Regions from separate parts of the Homo sapiens genome. Here region 2 is linked to region 1. The links are chromatin loops, found by intact Hi-C in ENCODE. Cell type or tissue: sigmoid colon. All regions are shown on one strand. Each heading gives the region's core, and the rest is flanking DNA. Links, peaks and the distances in the headings are about the cores only. Region 1 holds the start of RFC2 (replication factor C subunit 2). Region 2 overlaps CLIP2 (CAP-Gly domain containing linker protein 2).

The links. A loop is a pair of places that touch in the nucleus more often than their neighbours do. Peaks named below come from ENCODE experiments on the same cell type or tissue, not always from the same donor. Only the 100,000 strongest peaks of a DNase experiment are listed, where the experiment ranks them.
Region 2: a loop joins it to region 1, with 4 times the contacts of the local background. A loop is called at or near these places in 12 of 110 quality-filtered maps.

What each region holds. Positions count from the first base shown.
Region 1 is chr7:74,250,261-74,260,846 of GRCh38, forward strand. It overlaps RFC2 (replication factor C subunit 2), which reads right to left and starts at 4,139. Exons shown (of 11, transcript NM_181471.3): 1 at 4,011-4,139; 2 at 2,169-2,238. The coding sequence starts at 4,123. RefSeq lists enhancers at 3,171-3,773, 3,774-4,376, 3,813-4,042, 4,377-4,979, 4,453-4,532 and 3 more and a silencer at 4,093-4,212. In sigmoid colon, for the core only: a CTCF peak has its summit at 4,258; a DNase peak (open chromatin) is centred at 4,251; H3K4me3 peaks cover 1,904 bases; H3K27ac peaks cover 2,073 bases.
Region 2 is chr7:74,390,579-74,398,578 of GRCh38, forward strand. CLIP2 (CAP-Gly domain containing linker protein 2) reads left to right here. Exons shown (of 17, transcript NM_003388.5): 14 at 6,496-6,655. Among named protein-coding and RNA genes, the nearest start is that of GTF2IRD1, 59 kb to the right of the region's middle. RefSeq lists a silencer at 5,273-5,462. In sigmoid colon, for the core only: CTCF peaks have their summits at 3,269 (motif pointing left), 3,469 and 4,218 (motif pointing left); DNase peaks (open chromatin) are centred at 3,293 and 4,223.

The sequences.
Region 1 (10,586 bases), core at 1,145-9,144:
GGACTGGATGCCCCATGGAACTCTCACCTCAAGTTCTTTTTATTCTTTTAGAGATGCACTCTGGCTGTCACCCAGGCTGGAGTGCAGTGGTGTGATCAAGGCTCACCGCAGCCTCCAATTCCCAGGCTCAAGTGATCCTCCTGCTTTGGCCTCCCGAGTAGCTGGGACTACAGGTACTCACCTCGGCATCTTCAAAACTGAACACTTCATTCTCCTGTACAAACCTGAGGCCCCACCCATGTTTCCCACCATGGACTGTCTATGCCATGAAGTTGAGGTTGCCATCATCTTGGTTTGGCCTCATCCTCACCCTGAGTACTTCAATAACCAGGGCTTCACCATCCTCCTCCTTCGTCTCCAGCGTCCTTTACTTCTCTCCATCCCTTCTCTCCATCCCGGCTACCACTTTCTTAAGCCCATTATCTCGTCTGATTGCTATCAATGGGCCATTAAGTGGTCTCCATGCTCCCATTCAAATCCATTTCCCATCCTGTAACCACGACCACTTTCCTAAAGTACACACCTATTAAAACATTTTTTTTTTTGAGATGGAGCTTTGCTCTTGTTGCCCAGGCTGGAGTACAATGGCACAATCTCGGCTCACTGCAACCTCCGCCTCCCGGGTTCAAGCGATTCTCCTGCCTCAGCCTCCTGAGTAGCTGGGATTACAGACGCCCACCACCATGCCTGCCTAATTTTTATTTTTAGTAGAGACGGGGTTTTGCCATGTTGGCCAGGCTGGTCGTGAACTCCTGACCTTAGGTGATCCACTCGCCTTGGCCTCCCAAAGTGCTGGGATTACAGGTGTGAGCCACCACACCCGGCCCTATTAAAACATTTTTCCCTAACTGAAATCCTTGACTCCTCCCTGCCCTCACTATGAAGCCCAAACTCTTTTTGTTTCTCAAAGTAAGGGTGTCCACTCTGTCACCTAGGCTAGAGTGCAGTGGCGTGATCATAGCTCACTGCAGCGTCAAACTCCTGGGCTCAAGGGATCCTCCTGCCTTGGCCTCGAGTAGCTGGGATTACAGGCACTTGTCACCATGCCCAGTTTGAACCTCAGACTCTACAGGCATGTGCCACCACACCCAGCTCATTCTTAAATTTTTTCGTAGAGACTGGTTTCACCACATTGCCCAGGCTGATCTCAAACACCTGGCCTCAAGTAATCTGCCCGCCTTAGCCTCCCAAGGTGCTGGGATTACAGGTGTAAGCCACTGTGCCCAGCCTTAGGTCATCTTTTAAAAACCTACTCAAGGCCGCTCGTGGTGGCTCACGCCTGTAATCCCAGCACTTTGGGAGGCCGAGGCAGGCGGATCACGAGGTCAGGAGTTCAAGACCAGCCTGGCCAACACGGTGAAACCCCATCTCTACTAAAAATAAAAAAATTAGCCAGGCGTGGTGGCGTGTGCCTGTAGTCCCAGCTACTGGGGAGGCTGAGGCAGAAGAATTGCTTAAACCCAGGAGGCGGAGCTTGCAGTGAGCTGAGATGGCGCCACTGCACTCCAGCCTGGGCGACAGAGCGAGACTCCATCTCAAAAAAAAAAAAAAAAAAGGCCGGGCGCGGTGGTTCACGCCTGTAATCCCAGCACTTTGGGAGGCCGAGGTGGGCAGATCACGAGGTCAGGAGATCGAGACCATCCTGGCTAACACGGTGAAACCCCATCTCTACTAAAAATACAAAAAAAATTAGCCAGGCATGGTGGCGGGCGCCTGTAGTCCCAGTTACTCCGGAGGCTGAGGCAGGAGAATGGCGTGAACCCAGCAGGCAGAGCTTGCAGAGAGGCCAGATTACGCCAATGCGCTCCAGCCTGGGCGACAGAGGGAGGCTCCATCTCAAAAAAAAAAAAAAAAAAAAAAAAAAAGGCCAGGTGTGGTGGCTCACGCCTGTAATCCCAGCACTTTGGGAGGCCGAGGCGGGAGGATCATGAGGTCAGGAGATTGAGACCATCCTGGCTAACACGGTGAAACCCCGTCTCTACTAAAAATACAAAAAATTAGCTGGGTGTGGTGGTGGGCACCTGTAGTCCCAGCTACTGGGGAGGCTGAGGCAGGAGAATGGCATGAACCCGGGAGGCGGAGCTTGCAGTGAGCGGAGATCGCACCACTGCACTCCAGCCTGGGCGACAGAGCGAGACTCTGTCTCAAAAAAAAAAAAAGCCACTCACCTCTAGCCTGCTCACGGTGTCTTCATTCCCGACAATTTCATTCAGCTTTACTGGCCTATATTTTTCAACCCTGTTAAGAAAATGCATAAAAATGCTGACATGGTTATCTTCACACTACCCCACAAAAAGCACCTAAGGGTTATCCTGAGAGCTTTGTTAAAAAATTACATACATTCAGTACAACTATGCCAAATGGTTGCAAGTTTTAAATGTAATAAGATGACAGCCAGGCGCAGTGGCTCACACCTGTAATCCTAGCACTTTGTGAGGCTGAGGCGGGTGGATCAATTGAGGTCAGGAGTTTGAGCCCAGTCTGGCCAACATGGTGAAACCTCATCTCTACTTAAAATACAAAAATTAGCTGGATGTGGTGGTGTGCGTCTGTAATCCCAGCTACTTGGGAGGCTAAGGCACAGTAGCTCGAACCTGGGAGGCAGAAGTTGCAGTGAGCTGAGATCATGCATGCCACTATACTCCAGCCCGGGCTACAGAGTGAGACTCTGTTTCAAAAATAAATAATAAATAAATAAAATGTAATAAGATGCCCAAGTGCCATTTGAAAAGTTAAAGGCATGAGAATTGTACAGCATAGGCTTCAAACCTGCCACAGCAGAGAAACACCTGTTGCTGCTGGAGCACGGCCAGCACAGGTCATCTGGAGCAATGTGACACTGTGCTGCAACCCTGTCCGCCCGTCACAAGAGGCCCAGCACATACAGCACTGACATCATTTGGTGTGACAACATGGGTGCAACCAAGCTCCTTTCTCATCCCTTACCTGCCAGTTTCTTTTCTTTTTTTTTTTTTTGGAGACAGAGTTTTGCTCTTGTTGCCCAGGCTGGAGTGCAATGGTGCGATCTTGGGTCACTACCAACCTCAGGTGATCTGCCCACCTCAGCCTCCCAAAGTGCTGGGATTACTGGCGTGAGCCACCATGCCAGGCAAGGATTACCTGCCAGTTTCTGCAGACGTGTGCCAAATACACAGCATAGCTGGCTAGACACCGTAGGCCTAGGCTGGGTACAGTGGCTCATGCCTGTAATCCCAGCACTTTGGGAAGGCGAGGCGGACGGATCACTTGAGATCAGGACTTCGAGACCAGCCTGGCCAACATGGTGAAACCCAGCCTCTACTAAAAACACAAAATTAGCAGGGTGTGATGGTACATGCCTGTAATCCCAGCTACTAGGAAGGCTGAGGCAGAATTGATTGAACCAGGGAGATGCAGGTTGTAGTGAGCAGAAATCACACCACTGCACTCCAGCCTGTGTGACAAAGTGTGACTCCATCTAAAAAAAAAAAATTAACTGGGCATGGTGGTGCGTGCCTGTAGTCCCATCTACTTAGGAGGCTGAGGCAGGGGGATCACTTGAGCCAAGGAGCTGGACATCAGCCTGGGCAACACAGCAAAACCCCCGTCTTGATTTTTTTAAAAAAATTTCAAATGTAAATGTTATTGAACCTAACAGTCAAAATATTATTTTCAACATGTAATCGATATTTTTTTTAAAAGATTGAAGTTTTTGAAAACACTAGGTCATACACTACTATACACAAAAACTTTTGAAAAAACCAACTAGGTCAGAGTAGGTGGCCACCCGGGGTAGCCCTAATTGTCATAAGCATTGTAGTGAGCGAGACTCCGCTCGCAGAGTTTAGACCGGCCACTCTCGATCCATGTCCGTCGCCTTCTTGAAATCATCTCGATGCCACCCGGGGCCTCCTCCTCCCTCGGGATTCCCCAAAACGAGCCCCTGACCCCCGAGTTTCTCCGGAGCACGGCCCGCCACTCGCCCACCCTCACGTCCAAACGCGCCCATTCTTTACGGCCTGGGACCTCACCACGGCAGTTCGTAGTGGCCGGCGCTGCCGGGGGCCTTGCTGAAGGCAGGGGCAGGGTCAGAGTCCTGGGCCTCCACCTCGCCCGCGCCACCACAGACGGCCTCCACCTCCATTCTCGCGCCTCCTCTTCCCGCCACCCGAGGCACCGCCCCTTGACGCCGCCACGCAAGCCCCGCCCCCTGGCTTCCGCCGGGCGCGAGCGGAAGTTACGTACCCGCGCCTCTCTGTGCCTGCGAAGAGGGTTCCGGTGGTGCCCTGGCGGCCATCGCTGGAGGCCGCGGTTGCTATGGGAGACCTGGCGCCCGGCCTGGGAGCGACAGGAAGGCGAGCTGTGGCCGCGACGCCTTCCGAGAAAGCAGGTCGCTCTCGGAACGGACGTTTGTGTGTGGTTTCTGTGGAAGATCCGCTCCGCGGCGGCGTGGGAGGAGCAGGGCCTGGAGGGGTTGCGGCCAAACGCGGGCTTCGGTGTTGGGACACGGACAACGCTGGCGTCCGGGCGCTGCTGGGCAGCGGGGTCCGGGGATGACGTCTGGGGCTGCCCGTGCCCACTTTTCCAGATTGCTCTGAATGTCCTAGTGAGCTGCTCCCGTTGGGTAGGCTCCTGCGCCTCAACCGCGCTCGGTACTCGACGTTTATTATCAGGGAATTCTCGGCTGCAAGATGGGAATTCCACCCCCACCCCATTTTGCAGAGGAGGAAACTGAAACCGTCCTTTTGTCAGATGAAATGCAATGTTCATTCCAGGAAAATAGGGACTCAAGGCCGGTGCGGTGGCTCACCCCTCTAATCCCAGCACTTTGGGGGACAGAGACCGGAAGAGCGATTAAGCCCAGGAGTTCGAGACCAGCCTGGGCAACAAAGTGAGATCCCCGTCTCTACAAAAATAAAAATTAAAAAAGTAGCCGGGCGTGGTGGCGCGCACCTGCAGTTCCAGCTACTCAGGAAGCTGAGGCGGAGGAGTGCTTGAGCCCAGGAGGTGCAGGCTGCAGTGATCTCTGATCACACCACTGCACTCCAACCTGGTCTGCAGCAAGACCCTGTCTCAAAAAAGAAAAAGTAAATACTTCAACCTTGCAAGGGTTTTGAGCATTCTTATGGGCTGTTTTTCTACCCAATCTTTCCTCCCATAGCCCAAATTGTCATAATATTCAATAATGATGATCCCAGAACTTTGGGAGGCTAAGGTGGGAGGATCCCTCAAGCCGAGGAGTTTGAGACCAGCCTGGGCAACATGGTGAGACCCCATCTCTACAAAAAAAATTTTTTAAATTATCCAGTTGTGGTGGTACGCGACAGTAGTCCCAGTTACTCGGGAGGCTGAGGCAGGAGAATCGGTTGAGCCCATGAGGTTGAAGCCACAGTGAACCATGATCAAGTCAATGTACTCCAGCCCCGGGGGACAGAGTGAAATCCTGTTTCTAAAAAAATAAGAAGAAAAGAAAGTAGGTACTTCAGATTCACAAGTGCTTTGACCATTCTTTGTTTTGTTTCTTGTTTTTTGTTTTTGAGATGGAGTCTCACTCTGTCACCCAGACTGGAGTACAGTGGTGTGATCTCAGCTCACTGCAATGTCAGGCTCCCAGGTTCAAGTGATTCTCCTGCCTCAACCTCCCGAGTAGCTGGGACTACAAGCGTGTGCCACCACACCTGGCTAATACTTGTATTTTCAGTAGAGATGGGGTTTCGCCACGTTGACCAGGCTGGTCTCAAACTCCTGACTTCAAGTGATCCGCTTGCCTCAGCCTCCCAAAGTGCTGGGATTACAGGTGTGAGCCACCGCGTCTGGCCAAGCAGTTGGTTTTAACGATAGTATTAACGTATACAGATTCACAACTTAACACAGTGTTTTTCTTTCCATGTAATTTGGAAAAAATGTTTGAATTGGCCATCTCTCCCCTATTCCCCCTTTAAACTGATGGAGCGGTCTTGTCTGTTTTTTCAATCATTATTCACAGGTCTTTTATTTTTCCGGAGGAGAAAATACACACTCCTCTTGAAATATACACTTTTCTTGAAATGTCTCCGCGGTTTTTCCATAGGATTGTTCCTTTGTAATCTTCATGTTTTCCTTGTAATCACTATGACACACATCCCTCCCATCACATAACACAGTTTAGAAACTAATTTTTAATAAGTACAGAACACGGTTCCTTTCATAATTCTCCAAAAACCCCCACTCTACAGGAGGCCTTTTGGCGCTGCTAGGGCTCTCCTCTAACTGATGGAATGCCAGGAGAACCAGAGATGGAGGTGACTCTTAGGGCAAAGCTGCACTGTCAGGACATTTCTTTTTTTTAGACTGAGCCTTTTGTGACCTATTGGACTTGGGCCCAAACAGAGCTCAGAACTTAAAAACTCCAGCCGCTCCCCTGGGACTGAAAAACAGCAATGTTGGGGAACCAGGGAGTGCTGGGGAAACCACAGGCTCTTGTGAAAGGGCATAGAGTAGCCACGGAGAATTCCTCCCAGCAAATCCTTCAAATCTCAGGAAATTAAATACACACTGAGGCTAAGCTCCCAGACTGTCATCACAAGAGGGCAAGGCAGTTATACACCAAGAGGAAGCATGTAGAAAGGAAATAAAATTGAAACCAAAATCCTCTTTCCCCAAATCCAGAGGCTTCCAATCAAATTGTCAGAGAAGTCAGGCAACACATCTTAGTTTGAATGACACCTTGACTTTCACCGTTAGCTTACTTCCTGAGTTATGTTGCAGGATGTAAGGCTGAAAATCTGCTGGCGTGCCAAGATCAGGACTACAGGATAGCCTGGTTTTCTCTCTGCCCACTCCAGCCTCCATTGGCCCAGAATGTCATGCACACTTGATGCTGTTTGCCTTGTTTACATTGAATTTTAAAAGTTCATTATCTTAGTCTGGGCCTGGTGGCTCATGCCAGTAATCTCAGCACTTTGGGAGGCCCAGGCGGGAGGATCGCTTGAGACCAGGCGTTTGAGCCCAACCTGGGCAATGTAGCAAGACTCCTATCTCTATAAAAAAAAGAAAATTTAGGCCAGGTCGGTGGCTCACGCCTGTAATCCCAGCACTGTGGGAGGCCGAGGAGGGCCGATCACGAGGTCAGGAGTTCAAGACCAGCCTGGCCAGCATGGTGAAACCCCATCTGTAGTAAAAATACAAAAATTAGCTGGGCAACAAGAGCGAAACTCCATCTCAAAAAAAAAAAAAGAAAATTTATTATTTGTTTTCAAGTGGATTTCTTTGTGATTTTAAGCTATTTTTTGTTTTTGTTTTTATTTTTTTTTTATTTTGAGATGGAGTTTCGATCTTGTTACCCAGGCTGGAGTACAATGGCATGATCTCGGCTCACTGCAACTTCCGCATCCCGGGCTCAAGCAATTCTTCTGGCTCATCCTCCCATGTAGCTGGGATTACAGGCATGTGCCACCACACCCAGCTAATTTTGTATTTTTAGTAGAGACGGTGTTTCACCATGTTGGTCAGGCTGGTCTCAAACTCCCGACCTCAGGTGATCCGCCCACCTCAGCCTCCCAAAGTGCTGGGATTACAGGCGTGAGCCACCATGCCCAGCCTTTATTTATTTTTTGAGATGGGGTCTCACTCCGTCACCCAGGCTGGAGCACAGTGGCATGATATCGGCTCACTGCAACTTCTGCCTCCTAGGTTGAATAGATTTTCCTGTCTCAGCCTCCAGAGTAGCTGGGATTACAGGTGCATGCCACCATGCCCGGCTAATTTTTGTATTTTTAGTAGAGACAGGGTTTCACCATGTTGGCCAGGCTGGTCTCGAACTCCTGGGCTCAAGTGATCCACCTACCTCTGCCTCCCATAGTGCTGGGATTACAGGTGGGAGCCATCGCACCTGACTAATTTTTGTTTTTAAATGGTGATGCTATCATTTAAATAAGTGTTTCAGGCACTGCGGTCTTCCATCCCATTTATAGTTTTTCTTTTTTCTTTTTTTTGAGACGGAGTCTTGCTCTGTCACCCAGCGTGGAGTGCAGTGGTGCGATCTCGGCTCACTGCAAGCTCCACCTCCCGGGTTCATGCCATTCTCATGCCTCAGCCTTCCGAGTAGTTGGGACTACAGGCGCCTGCCACCACGACTGGCTAATTTTTTTTTTTTTTTTTTTTTGTATTTTTAGTAGAGATGGGGTTTCACCATGTTAGACAGGATGGTCTCGATCTCCTGACCTTGTGATCCACCCGCCTCGGCCTCCCAAAGTGCTGGGATTACAGGCGTGAGCCACTGCGCCCAGCCCCATTTATGGTTTTTCTAACATTTTCGTTAGCATTTTTAAAATTAGGTGCCCTGCTCATCTTCTCTGTGTCGTTCCAGTTTTAGTCTGTGCACTGCCGAAGCGAGCACTTTGTAGCATTTTCAATATTGAGAGGCACAGTGTGTACAGAAAAAACATTTCCTAGATATATCTACAGTATAAGGGTGTCTCATCTGGGTAAAATTTGTCCCCGGGTATTGCTCTGATTAGATTTATGGAATTCAGAAGCTGGTTGGAAATCATGTAAGCAGCACGTTTTCTGCCTTTAACAAATATTGACTGAGTGCCTAGAGCGGCTGGGAGGGGCACAGGAGCTTCCATTGTAGGGAGGGAAACTGACAGCAAGCGGCCAATGTTATGTTTATTTCAATGTAATTATGGGTCGGGTGCAGTGGCTCACGCCTGTAATCTCAGCACTTTGGGAGGCTGAGGCGGCCAGATCACCTGAGGTCGGGAGTTCGAGACCAGCCCAACCAACATGGAGAAACCCCATCTCTATTGCAAACACCAAATTAGCAGGGCGTGGTGGCGCATACCTGTAATCCCAGCTACTTGGGAGGCTGAGGCAGGAGAATTGTTTGAACCCGGGAGGCAGAGGTTGCAGTGAGCTGAGATTGTGCCACTGCACTCCAGCCTGGGCGACGAGAACAAAACTCCGTCTCACAAATAAAATAAAATAAATAAAAAAAAATTATGATCAGTGTCAGAAAAGGGATTGGTGGGTTGTTAGGATATCAGCAATAGGCTAACACCTCACTTGGGAGGTCAGGAAGGGCTTTGATGGGAAGGGGCATTTGGCCAGAGATGTGAACCCCCAATCTGAGATTTGAACGCCTATTGGCTTTGCCTGGAAGGACCACCTAATATCCTGTTCTGCCTCCCATTGCTCCCTACACTAACACCATGTTTATTTCTTTCTTTCTCTCTCTCTCTCTCTTTTTTTTTTTTTTTTTTGAGTTGGTCTTTTTGTATTGCCCAGGCTGGAGTGCAGTGGCGTGATCATAGCTCACTGCAGCCTTGACCTCCTGGGCTCAAGTGATCCTCCCACCTCAGCCTCCTGAGTAGCTGGGACCATAGGCACATGCCACCATGCCTGGCCAATCTGTTAATTTTTTGTAGAGACGTGGTCTCACCTTGTTGCCCAAGCTGGTCTTCAACTCCTGGGCTCCAGCGATCCTCCTGCCTCAGCCTCCCAAAGTGCTGGGATTACAGGTGTGAGCCACTGAGCCCAGCCCCTGTTTGTTTATTATTTTTCTTACCCACAATCTATATTTAGCTGGATTTGTTGCCTTGTTTACTGTTTGTTTCCCCACTAAAATGAAAATTCTTTGAGAAAAGGAACTTTCTCTGTCCTGTTCCCATTGTATCCTCATTGCCTGTAGTGGCCCAGAGAGAGGCCCCACATTTCCTGAAGGCACGAAGGGATGAGTGACAGCAGAGCTGGGGCACACGGTGGTCTGATCAGCCTCGGAGGGGTGGGAGTGGGGGCGGGAGAGAGATGATCAGCCTGGGACGGGTGGGAGTGGGGGTGGGAGAGAGATGGAGCCTGCAGGGGCCAGATCGTGCAGGGTGAAGGCTAATTAGGAGTGGTGAGAAGCGCTGGAGGAGGTGGGGCAAAGTGACATGATGCAGTTTGGGTTTTAGATCATTCTGGTTGCCAAAGGCGGGGTGTGGAAGAAATATGTGTGGAAGTATTGGGCTTTGCTTTCTGATCTTTTAATCTCTAATTCTTTTTATTTTTTATTTATTTATTTATTTATTTTGAGACGGAGGCTCGCTCTGTTGCCCAGGCTGGAGTGCAGTGGTGCTATCTCGGCTCACTGCAAGCTCTGCCTCCCGGGTTCATGCCATTCTCCTGCCTCAGCCTCCCGAGTAGCTGGGACTACAGGCGCCCGCCAGTACGCCCAGCTAATTTTTTTGTATTTTTAGTAGAGACAGGGTTTCACCATGTTAGCCAGGATGGTCTCGATCTCCTGACCTCATGATCCGCCCGTCTCAGCCTCCCAAAGTGCTGGGATTACAGGCGTGAGCCACGGCGCCTGGCTTTTGTTTTTTATTTTCTGAGACGGAGTCTTGCTCTATCACCCAGGCTGGAGTGCCGTGGTGCGATCTCAACTCACTGCAACCTCCGCCTCCGAGGTTCAAACAATTCTCCTGCCTTGGCCTCCTGAGCAGCTGGGATTACAGGTGCCCACCACCATGCTCAGCTAATTTTTGGATTTAATTATTAAATTATAGAACAATTCAGGCCGGACTCGGTGGCTCATGCCTGTAATCCCAGCACTTTGAGAGGCCAAGGCAGGTGGATCATGAGGTCAA
Region 2 (8,000 bases), core at 1-8,000, 140 kb after region 1:
GGATCACCTTAGGTGGCAAGTCGAGGCTGCAGTGAGCCAAGGTCTTGCTACTGCACTGCAGCCTGGGCGGTGGCAGTAAGACCCTGTCTCAAAAAATAAAATTAATAAGCCAATTGCATGTAACATAAGTAGCATGCTTTTGATAAAAAGTAACTATTTTCTGGCGGGGTGGGGGGGGTGGGTGGGGGACTGGGCGGGGTGGCTTCTGCCTGTAATCCCAGCACTTTGGGAGGTCGAGGTGGGCAGATCACCTGAGGTCGTGAGTTCAAGACCAGCCTGTCCAACATGGCGAAACCCTGTCTCTACTAAAAATACAAAACATTAGCCAGGCGTGTTGGCAGGCACCTGTAATCCCAGCTACTCGGGAGGCTGAGGCAGGAGAATCTCTTGAACCCGGAAGGCGGAGGTTGCAGTGAGCCGAGATTGCGCCACTACACACCAGCCTGGGCAACAAGAGCGAAACTCCATCAAAAAAAAAAGTAACTATTTTCCAAAACAAAAAATATTTACTGGGAAGAGTGGCATTATTTCAAATTTTTGCAAAATCCTTGAATATTGGGGCTTAATAGGAGAAACTAGATTCTGGCATCTTTTTCCATGTTCCATCTTTGCAATTTGCTCTTTTGGTTGAACTATGTTCTAAAAATCTGATCTTACATAGATATGTAGTTAGAAAACAAAGGAGTATTTGAATGTCCTTTTCAAATCATGGTTAGTATTTCTACTAGCCCCAGAAAAAACCTATTGTATTCTGAAGAGAAGTAATGAAAATAGTTTTGTTATTATTACAAAAATAGTTTTGAGCCATAGATCCCTTGAAAAGGTTTTAAGGGACCCACTGGGATTTCCTCAGAACACACTTTAGCATCCAATGAGCTAGATTCAGTCGATAGACATGGTTTGTGTGGTCCCTCTGAGCCTTTAAGAAATTAGACTAACAATTAAAAATCAGAAGATGGGGCCAGGCGCAGTGCTTCACCCCTGTAATACCAGCACTCTGGGAGGCCAAGGCAGGCAGATCACTTGAGCTCAGGAGCTTGAGACCAGCCTGGTCAACATGGCGAAACCCCGTCTCTACTAAAAATACAAAAATTAGCCAGGCATGGTGGCACACACCTGTAGTCCCAGCTACTCAGGAGGCTGAGGCAGGAGAGTCACTTGAACCCGGGAGGCAGAGGTTGCAGTGAGTCGAGATTGTGCCACTGCACTCCAGCCTGGGCAATAGAGTGAGACTCTGTCTCAAAGAAGAAGAAGAAAAAAAAAGGTTAATTAATTAAAGAAAATAAAAATCAAATGTTACAGAAAAGCCAGATTTCTCCACATTCCCTTAAAAAATGGGAAGATCTGGCATGGCATGGTGGCTCACACCTGAAATCCCAGCACTTTGGGAGGCGGAGACTGGAGGATCACTTGAGCTCAGGAGTTCAAGACCAGCCTGGGCAACACAGCAAGACCCCATCTCTACAAAAAAATAGAAAAATAGCTGGGCGTGGCTGGGCGCAGTGGCTCACGCCTGTAATCCCAGCACTTTGGGAGGCCGAGGCAGGCAGATCACGAGGTCAGGAGATCGAGACCATCCTGCCTAACACGATGAAACCCTGTCTCTACTAAAAATACAAAAAATTAGCCAGGCTTGGTGGTGGGCACCTGTAGTCCCAGCTACTGGGGAGGCTGAGGCAGGAGAATGGCGTGAACCTAGGAGGCGGAGCTTGGAGTGAGCCAAGATCACGCCGCTGCACTCCAGCCTGGGCGACAGAGTGAGACTCCATCTCAAAAAAAAAAAAAAGAAAAGGAAAGAAAAGAAAATAGCTGGGCGTGGAGCACACGCCTGTGGGTCCCAGCTACTCAGGAGGCTGCGGTAGTAGGATTACTTGGGCCCAGGAAGTGGAGACTCAGTAAGCCATGATCATACCACAGCCTGGGCGACAGAGCAAGACCCTGTCTCAAAAAACAATAAGTAAAAGGCTGAGTGTGGTGGCTGCTCACGCCTGTAATCCCAGCACTTTGGGAGGCCGAGGCAGGTAGATCACCTGAGGTCAGGAGTTCGAGACCAGCCTGGCCAAGATGATGAAACCCCATATCTACTAAAAATACAAAAATTATCCAGGTATGGTGAAGCACGCCTGTAATCCCAGCTACTTCAGGCAGGAGAATCACTTGAACTAGGAGGTGGAGGTTGCAGTGAGCCAAGATCGTGCCATTGCACTCCAGCCTGGGCAACAAGAGTGAAACTCTGTCTCAAAAATAATAATAGTAATAAACACAATTTTAAAAAATAACAAATGGCAAGACCTAACAACACAGGACAGACTTCCAGCATGGCGATCACCCCATCATAGCTGGGGAGCCCCTGCCCCCTTCTGATGGGCGTGGGCCCCCTGAGTCTCCTGGGGAGGCCCCACTTTCCCTTCATTATTTTTCTTACTCCCAATTCCCCAGCCCCTGTAAGCATTTGCTTTTTTTTTTTTTTTTTTTGAGACGGAGTCTTACTCTGTTGCCCAGGCTGCAGTACAGTGGCGCGATCTCAGGTCACTGCAACCTCCACCTTCTGGGTTCAAGCGATTCTCCTGCCTCAGCCTCCCGAGTAGCTGGGATTACAGGCGCCCATCACCATGCCCAGCTAATTTTTAGTAGGGACAGGGTTTCACTGTGTTGGCCAGGCTGGTCTCCAACTCCTAACCTCAAGTGATCTGCCTGCCTCTGCCTCCCAAAGTGCTGGGAGTACAGGCATGAGCCACCGCACTGGGCCCAGCATTTGCATTTCTTTTTTTTTTTGAGATGGAGTTTTGCTCTTGTTGTCCAGGCTGGAGTGCAGTGGCACAATCTCTGCTCACTGCAACCTCCACCTCCTAGGTTCAAGTGATTCTCCTGCCTCAGCCTTATGAGTAGCTGGGATTACAGGCATGTGCCACCATGCCCGGCTAATTTTGTATTTTTAGTAGAGATGGGGTTTCTCCATGTTGGTCATGCTGGTCTCGAACTCCCGACCTCAGGTGATCCACCCGCCTCAGCCTCCCAAAGTGCTGGGAATACAGGTGTGAGCCACTCTGCCGGGCCCAGCATTTGCATTTCAACCCAAGTTAAAGGAATCTCTTTGAAGCACAGACATCCTTTTGTAAAAGAAGAAATGCTACCTCCTTTCCTTCTATACAGATTAAGAGTTGCTCTAGCTACATTTGCTACAAATCTAACACCTTTCTAGAAACTGTAGCCCTGCCCAGGAAGGAAACAGATGCGATGAGGCAATCTAGGAATTTTCCAGAACAACACTGCCCTCTGCAGATGCAGCCTGTGTTTTTCCAGTAGGAACAAACCAGCCAGGACCCTGGCCAGGGTTCCAGGGCTGCCCTCCCTCCCCTGTCTCCCATCCTAAGTGGAAAAGTTATTATTGGTGCCCTGCCTGGTCTCACTTTCTCCGAGGAAGCTTTCCGCCCTATCTCAGCCGCAGGATGCCCCTCCGCTGAGTCTCGATAGAACTTCCTGGAGTTTTGGGTCTTTATCCATTGTCTCTGAATTTTCCCTGTCATCTGAAGCCACATTTCCTCTTTCCCAGAGGGCCTCATCCCCGTCTCCCTGCTGTCAACAGCTGTCAACAGCCTCCTTCCATCCTTCAGCTCTCATCAGTTATGAGATTCCTCCCTTCTGGGATACCTTCTTTTTCTTCTTATTTTTTTTTTTTTTTTTTTTTTGAGATGGAGTTTTGCTCTTGTTGCCCAGGCTGGAGTGCAGTGGCACAATCTCTGCTCACCGCAACCTCTGCCTCCTGGGTTCAAGCAATTCTCCTGCCCCAGCTTCCCAAGTAGCTGGGATTACAGGCATGCGCCACCATGCCGGGCTAATTTTGTATTTTTAGTATAGATAGGGTTTCTCCATGTTGGTCAGGCTGGTCTCAAACTCCCGACCTCAGGTGATCCACCTGCCTCGGCCTCCCAAAGTGCTGGGAGCACAGGCGTGGGCCACCGCCCCGGGCCCAGCATTTGCATTTCAACCCGAGTTAAAGGAATCTCTTTGAAGCACAGACATCCTTTTGTAAAAGAAGAAATGCCATCTCCTTTCCTTCTATACAGATTAGGAGTTGCTCTAGCTACATTTGCTACAAATCTAACACCTTTCTAGAAACTGTAGCCCTGCCCAGGAGGGAAACAGATGCGATGAGGCAATCTAGGAATTTTCCAGAACAACACTGCCCTCTGCAGATGCAGCCTGTGCCTTTTCCAGTAGGAACAAACCAGCCAGGCCCCTGGCCAGGGTTCCAGGGCTGCCCTCCCTCCCCTGTCTCCCATCCTAAGTGGAAAAGTTATTCTTGGTGCCCTGCCTGGTCTCACCTTCTCCGAGGAAGCTTTCTGCCCTGTCTCAGCCACAGGATGCCCCTCTGCTGAGTCTCGATAGAACTTTCTGGAGTTTTGGGTCTTTATCCATTGTCTCTGAATTTTCCCTGTCATCTGAAGCCACATTTCCTCTTTCCCAGAGCCTGGCCTCATCCCCGTCTCCCTGCTGTCAACAGCTGTCAACAGCCTCCTTCCATCCTTCAGTTCTCATCAGTTATGAGATTCCTCCCTTCTAGGATACCTTCTTTTTCTTCTTCTTTTTTTTTTTTCTGAGACGGAGTTTTGCTCTGTGACCCAGGCTGGAGTGCAGTGGCGCAATCTTGGCTCACCGCAACCTCTGCCTCCTGGGTTCAAGCAATTCTCCTGCCCCAGCCTCTCAAGTAGCTGGGATTACAGGCATGCACTACCACGCCCAGCTAATTTTGTATTTTTAGTAGAGATGGGGTTTCACCATGTTGACAGGCTGGTCTTGACTCATGACCTCAAGTAATCTGCCCGCCTTGGCCTCCCAAAGTGCTGGGATTACAGGCATGTGCTACCACACCCAGCTAATTTTTGTATTTTGAGTAGAGATAGGGTTTTGCTATGTTGGCCAGGCTGGTCTCAAACTCCTGACCTCAGGTGATCTGTCCTCCTCAGCCTCCCAAAGTGCTGGGATTACAGGCATAAGCCACCATGCCTGGCCAGAGATACCTTCTTTTTGGCCAGTTTGCTAAGTCCAGTTCATTCTTCAGGGCTTAGCACATTGTCACCTCTTCCTTGAAGCCTTTCTTGATTGATACAGGCCACCGTGGGCTCCTCCACACTCCTGCAGTGCTTAGGATGGAGGTGGGAGATCAGCTAGGAATGCTTTGGTGACAGTGATGTCACATCCATCAAACAGCAGATTAAAGTAGCAGAGATTTCCTTTTCTTACATAACAAGAAATCTGGAGGTAGCTGTGACTGGCAGTTGGTTCAGGAGCTTAAGATCTCAGTGCCAACACCTTTGCAGTGCTCCCCGCCTCATGATTGCAAGGTGGCTGCTGAAAGTCCAGCCATCACATCATACATCATAGCAGAAAGGAGGAGGAAAGGGAAGGGAGCTGTGCCAGCAGATTTCCACTGTTCTCTACCCGTGGCCACCTAGTAAGGGAGTTTTCCCCTCTGTAGTAGTTGCAGGCAAGGGAAAACGCTAGGGCATAGGGGTGCATGTGCTCCTGCCTATGCCCATGGCAGGCATTACCAATCGATCACTGCACTGTTTCCTGCAGACCCCAAATGTGGCCTCAGAACCATTATCATCATAGTACTCCAGGTAGATCCTGTCAGTTGATTAAGAGGTGACATGGGAGATAAAACCCATTTGACATCAGGTATTTAAAATGTCTTGCTGGCCAGGGGTGGTGGCTCAAACTTGTAATCCCAGCGTTTTGGGAAGCCAAGGCGGGAGGATCACTTGAGGCCAGGAGTTCAAGATGACCCTGGGCGACATAGCAAGACCCTGTCTCTATTTTTTAAAAATAGATAAAATGTCTTGCCTCATGAGATTTCTTGGGTAAATGTTTTGGGGTTATGTGTGTGTGTGTGTGTGTGTTTTAATTAAACAAATATATTGTCTTTTCTTTAAAAATTTTATTTATTATTATTTTCTTTGAGACAGCCTTGCTCTGTTGCCCAGGCTGGAGTGCAATGGCACGATCTTGGCTCACTGCAACCTCCACCTTCCAGGTCCAAGTGATTCTCCTGCCTCAGCTGCCCGAGTACCTGGGATTACAGGCACTTACCACCACGACTGGCTAATTTTTGTATTTTTAGTAGAGATGGGGTTTCACCATGTTGGCCAGGCTGGTCTCAAACTCCTGACCTCAAATGATCCGCCCACCTCGGCCTTCTGAAGTGCTGGGATTACAGGCGTGAGCCACTGTGCTCTGCACTCCCCCCACAACAACTTTAAAAAGTACTCTAGGAAAGGTCAAGTCCTCAGGACCATCCCAGCCCCAAATCCTGGCCCCTCTTGGGCTTTGGTTGAATTGTGTCTACTGTGGCCCCTCGTGGCACAGATGCCATCTAGTAGCCCATGTCCCCCACCAGTTGGTCAGCCCCTGGACACTTGGCAAATTGCTAGAGTGTGGGAGCTGGAGGAGCCAGGGCTGAGTGCAGTGGTTCTGTGCCCGCCTCACCCCCAGGAGCCTGAACGAACTGCGGGTGTTGCTGCTGGAGGCCAATCGTCACTCCCCAGGGCCGGAGAGGGACCTGAGCCGTGAGGTACACAAGGCTGAGTGGCGGATCAAGGAGCAGAAACTCAAGGATGACATCCGGGGCCTGCGTGAAAAGCTGACCGGGCTGGTATGTGGGGTAGGGGTGGCCTAGGGGCAGGGGCACTAGTCCGGGTGGGGCTGGGCTAGCCTTGCTGTCAGGCCATGGAGACTGGAGACCTCCTGGAATGACCCCAGGGACAGCTGAGTCATGGTGAGGATTTGAAATCTTCTAGGACCACAGGCAGGTGGAGGGACCCTGGCTAGCCGCTTTTGCAGACATCATGGCTGCCTATGTGGCAGTCTGTGTGATACGGTGCAAAGGAAAACTTCCTATCTGACCTGTCCAGAGGCAGGATGAGCCAATACAGGTAAAGAGCTCCCTGTTCAGAGGAGTAATCAACCACAAGCCAGTTCCTTGCTCAGGGTCCTGCAGTGGGGCTTCACACATCAGTCTCAGGAAGGAGACAAGAACTTGAAAGTCTACAGCAAGCCTGGGATTCTGGGTGGCTGAGTTTTTTTTGTTTTTTTTTTTTTTTTTTGAGACAGAGTCTCGCTCTGTTGCCCAGGCTGGAGTGCAGTGGCGCGATCTCAGCTCACTGTAAGCTCTGCCTCCCTGGTTCACACCATTCTCCTGCCTCAGCCTCCCAAGTAGCTGGGACTACAGGCACCCGCCACCACGCCTGGCTAATTTTTTTGTATTTTTAGTAGAGACAGGGTTTCACCGTGTTAGGCAGGATGGTCTCGAACTCCTGACCTTGTGATCCTCCTGCCTCGGCCTCCCAAAGTGGTGGGATTACAGGTGTCAGCCACTGCGCCCGGTCGAGATTTCTTTTCTATTATGAATAGGAACCTGACTTCACTGAGTCTGCAGAGACGGGTTGGGGTAGGCAGGTGATGCTGGTAGCATAGCACAGGACCATCCCCATCCCTTGGCCAGGCGCAATGGCTCACACCTGTAATCCCAGCACTTTGGGAGGCTGAGGCAGGCGGATCACTTGAGGTCAAGAGTACGAGACCAGCCTGGCCAACATGGCGAAACCCCATCTCTGCTAAAAATACAAAAATTAGCCGGGCATGGTGGAGTGTGCCTGTAATCCCAGCTACTTGGGAGGTTGAGGCAGGAGAATCACTTGAACCCAGGAGGCGGAGGTTGGAGTGAGCTGAGATTGCGCCACTGCACTGCAGCCTGGGCGACAGAGTGAGACTTTGTCTCAAAAAAAAAAGAATAAAGAAACCACCCCATCCCCATCCCATCCTCCTGTGATGAGCACTCAGGACAAGCCTGAGCCTGGTGAACGTCACGATATGGAGGGCGTGGGGTCCAGGAGGACAGGCCCTTGCCTGGGAAAGCTGTCCTGAAGCCCCCCACCACCCTCCTGCCCAGACATTGGGCTCAGCCACTGTAGAGGTGATGGAAGGAGAGCAGGGCCCAG